2 separate regions of the Homo sapiens genome follow, and region 1 is linked to region 2. A link is a contact called in ENCODE Hi-C data. All regions are on one chromosome and are shown on one strand. Each heading gives the region's core, a stretch centred on a gene start or an enhancer-like site at or near the end of the contact. The rest is flanking DNA. Distances are from core to core; before and after follow the strand shown.

The links. Hi-C counts contacts between places; a loop is a spot of excess contacts on that map. Pooled maps may share reads with other maps.
Region 1: a loop to region 2 is called in a pooled map, with 4 times the contacts of the local background. The contact joins the promoter of SUSD6 here to the promoter of PALS1 in region 2. A Hi-C loop is called at or near these places in 6 of 50 pooled maps.

Annotation. Positions count from the first base shown.
Region 1 is chr14:69,610,340-69,613,345 of GRCh38, reverse strand. SUSD6 (sushi domain containing 6) reads right to left here and starts at 1,750. Exons shown (of 6, transcript NM_014734.4): 1 at 1,518-1,750. RefSeq lists a silencer at 1,232-2,001.
Region 2 is chr14:67,240,132-67,242,903 of GRCh38, reverse strand. It overlaps PALS1 (protein associated with LIN7 1, MAGUK p55 family member), which reads right to left and starts at 1,469. Exons shown (of 15, transcript NM_022474.4): 1 at 1,371-1,469. It overlaps LOC124903330 (a long non-coding RNA gene), which reads left to right and starts at 1,495. Exons shown (of 2, transcript XR_007064217.1): 1 at 1,495-2,772. It also overlaps a transcript of GPHN not described here. RefSeq lists a silencer at 888-1,857 and an enhancer at 1,838-2,117.

The DNA.
Region 1 (3,006 bases), core at 501-3,000, 2.4 Mb before region 2:
AGTATAATCTAGTAGTTCAGACTGTGGGCTCCACCATGAGATACCTATGTGACATGGGCGAGTTATTTAACTTGTTTGGTTTGGGTCTCAACTAGAAGAATGGGGATAATAATATCTACATCAAAAGTCTGTTATTAAATGAGTTCAAAAAAGTAAAGCCCTTAGCACAAAGGTTGGTACTCAGTAAGTCCTCAAGAACCTTTCCATATTATTGCTGCTTAAATACCTTCTTTCCTGAGATGTAGACATACCTCCCCCAACTCCAGGAAAATTTTAATTTCTGGTTGAATATGCTTCTAGCTAAAAACACAAAACCCAGAGAACTCAGAAGTCAGTGCCAAGCACATGTCTCTACTAGCCTCCACTAGATGGTGACAGTTTGGGTGTGGAATTCCCAAAACAGAAAAGGTGTGTGTGCGTAACTCCTATGTATGTTTTTACACCAGAGGAACGAAAACAGCAAGAAATGAATTAACTACTGTGAAGGAAAGACATACTTCCCATCTCTGTAGATCAAAAAAGGGAGTAAATCCCTAGGCCTAATTGAACTGAGTAATCTTACTGCACCTCTGGAAGAGCACACAGGAGCCCAGTTAGCGAGAGCAACAAAGCCCAGCATGTCGCCTGCCACTGAAAGAAAATTCTGTGGGAACAACAGCTTTAGGCCTCCTTGCCCAGACGCCAACTTCCCTTTAACCAGCCCAAGACTTTATTTTGACGCCTCTTTGCTCCTGGGTCTTGCTGTCCCCATAACCACCTCCCCCTCCTGCTCCTAAATTCGTCCAGGGTAACTTTTCTCCACTTCAGCAGCTCCCCAGCCACGACTCCCATGAGGGAGAGTCAGATCCACACTCATAGCTGGGGTCTCAAAACCAAGCGAAAAAAGGAAAGTCTGTATGTACGTGCCTACTTTTTGAAAGAAAATAGCTGGTTTCGGGGAGTTTAGCCTGGTTAATAAGAGAAGTTTTTGAGATTAAAGAGCAGCCGAGGCGCGGGGGCTCCCGAATGCCGCGGTGCGCACAGGCGGGCTCTGAGATTTCCTCAGGAAATCCACCTTCTCTAAGCCAGCCCTGCCCCAGCGCAAGCCCCGCAGCTTTGCTGGGCTGAGGGCAGTAATGACAGTGGCACAGAGGGCCTCTGCCTACCTCCTCTGCACCCATCGGCACGGCGTCTGGCTCTTCCGGTGCTGCCCGGGCAGCGACGCGGGACGGCGCGCCCCGGACCGCGGGTCACCAAGTTCCCGGCCGCAAACCAGCCGCCGGTCCCCCCGGCCGCGCAGCCCCCACTGCTGGCCGGCTGGCCGCGCCACGCCAGCGCGGGGCTCCCAGCGGCGCGGCTCGCGGCCGGGTGACAGCGGGCCGGCGCAGAGAAGCGCGGGGAGCCGCCGAAGCCGGCCCGGGCTCCGGCCAGCGTCACTCCTGGGCGGTGCGCGCTGGTCCCGCGCCCCTGACAGCCGGCCGAGCGCGTCGATGGCACAATGCCGGCCCCGCCGCCCCCGGGCCGCGGTGACAACTCACCCGGGAGCCGGCGGAGACCTCCGGGATGGGGGCGCTCACAGCTTCCACGCCGCCGCTTGCGCGCGCCCGCAGTCTTCTCGGGTCTAGGCGAGGCCCCGCGTGCCCTTGTCTAGCTCGCTCTGGCCGGCGCTGTGGGCAGAGGAAGCGGGCGGGAGGGAGGGAGGAGGTGGGGCGGTCGCCGGCTTCGGAGAATAGAACGCGGCGGTAGCGACGGCTGCAGCGCCCGCGTCACTGACCCAGCTGTACCGCGCGGGCGGGGGAGGCCCCGCGGAGGGGAGGGGGCGGGGAAGGGGCGGGAAAGGGGCAGGGCCAGGCGCGCACGCAACGGCGCCGGCGTCGCGCCGCCGCGACCGCCCCGCCGGGAGGCCCTGCACGCACGCGCCGCCGGCCGGGCCAGGTACCCAAGGGAGAAGCGACGCGGTTGGGGAGGTGGGGGGTCCTTAAAGAGACAGTCCCTCTGCGCTGGAGTGGATGGGGCGGTGGCACCGACTCAGCTGGACTATGCGGCGTTTCCAGTGCGCTCTCCAGTTCGTTTACTATTATTATTATTTGCATGATTGAATTACTATTATTTGCAAAGAATTGTACTGCCCTGAGGTTTACAAGGCTTTTGGCGCATGTTGCCTTGTTAGCTCTTGAATTGCTCGTCTGACCTAGCTCGTCTGAAGCAGGTTATTATCTCCCTGTTAAGCAGTAATCCGAACTGTGGTTCCTAGCCTGCCAACATTAAAGCTGCCCGGGGGGTGGGTGGGGGTGAAAATGCAGATTCGGGGCCCCGAATGACCTCCAGCCATTGTGATTCAGTGGGGTCGGACTTGGGAATCTGTATTTTCACTAGCATTCTGAAGTGAGTGATCCTTCAGCATACTAAAAGCACACAAGGGATCTCAAGGTTGAGAAAACCGCAGTTCAGAGCCAGGACTGGCAGAGCCCGGGCTAGAAGCCTGCCACATTCCTAACTGTATTTCCCCTCTTGAGCCTTGCCTTCTGGGGCTATTTTCTAGCACATACTGAGTGAGCAGTTTGTGCACTGTATGGCTACATCGTTTATTGGTGATCTCTCATGCAGTGTGTCCTCGGTTTATGTGTTTACAGGGCCCGTGGCGCCTTGATGGGGAGGACTCTGGCTTTTTATCTTTGTACCCCAGGGCCTTGCACCGTGTCGGTCTCAGAGGTCCTCCATAAGTGTTAAGGAACTCCTACTTGTAAATCAGTGGTAGAGTCCACATCTGGACCTACAGACTTGTGTCTTTGCTGCAGCTTGGGTCAGGCAGGCCTCTTCTCCCAGATGCTCTTGGACAAAAGGATACACCTTCTCAGGGCCTCTCACCAGGCCTAGTTCTAGTAGGCTTTCGGGAAAAGCACTGTGAATTAACAGGGCATGTCCTTGTGAAGTAGCTTGAACCAAATAAACAGGATGCTCCTCCCCATGCACACAGACCCATCCCCAAAAGAACCCTTCCCTTCTGGGCCCCACAGCAACCTGTGG
Region 2 (2,772 bases), core at 220-2,719:
TATTCTCTCCCGTTTTAACATTCTAAAACAAATTAATGTTAATCAATCCACCTTAATTTGTCAAGTTCAAGTCCGTCTTGCCAAAACTAATTCAGGTACATGGTAAAATTTACCAGATTTTTAAAGATAAAATAATGAATTGCTTTTCCTATTTTTGCCTGTTTTATCTATAAATCTCTTACATTATAATTTAATAGCTCATCCTGCCGCAAATAGAAAGCCTATAAAACCTATCCACAATAGCTATGTCCACAGGGATCTAGTAAAAAAAAAAAATCGTAGTTCTTAATTCAAGGAAGCTTATTTAATAAGTTTCATTACCACCAATACTTCAAAGACACCAATAACCAACACGTCATTTGTTCCTATTGCATAATTTAACAGGTTATTAACTTCTGGTATAATCCAAAAGCATAATTAGTAAACTATCATTAAAACATGATATTGCTTTTTTAAAAAATCAGAAATATTAACACCTTTCACTGCGTCAGTCAAATCAAAATTTCAAAATTTTTGTTCAACTGACTTTCCAAATCTAAATTCTTACTATTCTAAACGAGTATGGAGACAAAACACACACTCCATACTACATCTAAAAACTTCCTAGCCATCAGATTTTAATTTTAGCATAAACTGCCAAGAAAAACCTTTTGACCGAAACCTACATTCCGTACACATTACTGTATGTCAATCAACAGAAGGTGAGTTATGATCATTAGAAAGTTACATAATTTACTACAAAGATCGTTTAAAGCAAACTTCATTAAACGTAGGTTATAACAATTTACATGCTTCAAAGTTCAACGTGCAACCTTAAAGTATCAGAAACCATGAACAAAACTAGGCTTTTCTTTTAAAGTGGTCACAAGGAAGCAGGAACTGTTTGCGTGTTTAAGAACGCAATGAGCAGCAGAATACCAGCAGCTGAGTCAGGCAGAGGAACGCTGACTACATTCTGACTTCTAAAGGAAAGCGTTCCCTCGCCGATTTCCCAGACCCGGCCGGGAGAGTCCCGCGCGTCGCGACCTCGGAGAGAGGGCGCAGGGGGCAGACGACTCCCCGCCGCGCCCCCTGCACCTCGGGCTCGGCTGGCTGTGGCCCGCGCCAAGGTGCATGCCCAGCCAAGCAGAAGGAGCGGGCACCGCGCAGGCAGCGTTGCTCCGAGGGACAAAGGTTGGGCTCACACCCTCCACGGCCGCAGCTCGCGCGCCTGAGGAAGCCCGCCTGGCTGCCAGGGGTCTCCCGCTGGCCGGAGTTTGCGCAGCGTGTGGGGGAAGGGGAGCCCGGCCGCCCGCCCCTCCCCCGCCGCGCTCCCAGGGACCTGTTGATTAAGATCTCTACAGCCCAGCCGCCGCCGATCCGCCTCTTACCTCCACGCCTCGGCTCCGCGGAGCCTCCCGCCCCGGCCGCTCCTACGCACTGCAGAAGCGACAGCCCTCCGGCGGCCCTTGAAATTCCGGATAAAGAATCCAGAAACTCCCGACTCCCCACCTCAGAATCCTTAGTCCCCGCCCCCGCCCCACCGCCTGCCTCCTCCGTCGCCGCCGTCACCGCCGCAGCCGCCAGCAACTCCACTTCTAGACCGCGCGAGACCGGCCCCTGCGGCCGCCGCGAGACCGCGCACGCGCCCCCGGGACTCTGGCGCAGTGGGCGCGCGGATCCGAGTCCCACCCCGCCCGTGAGAGGCTGGCGCGGCTTGCCCAATCCCGAGCCGGAGCGGAGAGAGCGCCCGCTCATTGGTCCTCTCCGCAGCTCCAGCCGGGTGCGCGCAGTCGCGCGCCTCTAAGTCTAAAACGCGGACTGCTCCGGGCTAGCTGGCCCGGTAGAGCCCCTTCGGGATTTGGCCGGCGGGCTTTGTGGGGACGCGAGGCTTCCCTGGGTTTCTACATCCCTTGGCTCTTGTCTCTGGATGACGTATCCTGAAGAAAATCTGATTCCTCTTGAAGAGATTCCTCATGTCCTGTCAAGTTAGTCACCCAATCTAACATTTGTTTTTTTTAAAAAATGACATAAACACCTGGATGTGTGCAGTGTCCCGCAGAAGACTGCATAAAGCCAGCAGCTGCACTGATTTCTGAAAACCAGAAAGCAAGGATAGCAAGGACTAGAACTATTTCCCAGAAGTCTCCCGAAGGGACAGAGTTACGCAGATCAGCCCGTGCTCCGGGCATGGCTGGCGCCCTCGGGACCTGGATGTGCCACCCTTGGAATGGGGCAGGACTCAGGCGGGTGCGGGCGGAAGTCAGAGCAGATTGGAGGACGTTCTAAGGAGAAACACCAGCAATGTGTCTCGACACTTGCAATAAAAGCCCTCGGATGGTCTCTGTCTTGACAGTACCTTCCGAGCAAGCCCATTCCACATTTGAACACTTGCAAGGTTTGTTAATCGACCTCTCCTTCTATGAGGCCAAACTATGCCTGTGACTCCAGCCCGGGGGCACAGTTTCCCCCAGGGGCACAGTCCTCCCTCAAAGCCTTCGTATATGCCATTTCCATTTCTCTCGGTTTTCCTCATTTTGTCCCACGGTGTTTTTCCATCTCGCAATGTCCTCAGGTCCTGATTTTCAAGCTCTTTCACATTCTTCCCCATTACGCTCCTCTGGACAGCCTATGGGTTGTGGTGTCCCTCACTAAGGACACTGTGATGGCCTGAACGAAGCAAACCGTTGTTCCTGGTGGTGAAGATCTTTGGGGATGCCTACCCTTCCCAGATTTGTTATCCTTCTCAAATCTGATCAGCATTCTGTCCAAGTGTTTAATAAGACAGAGCGG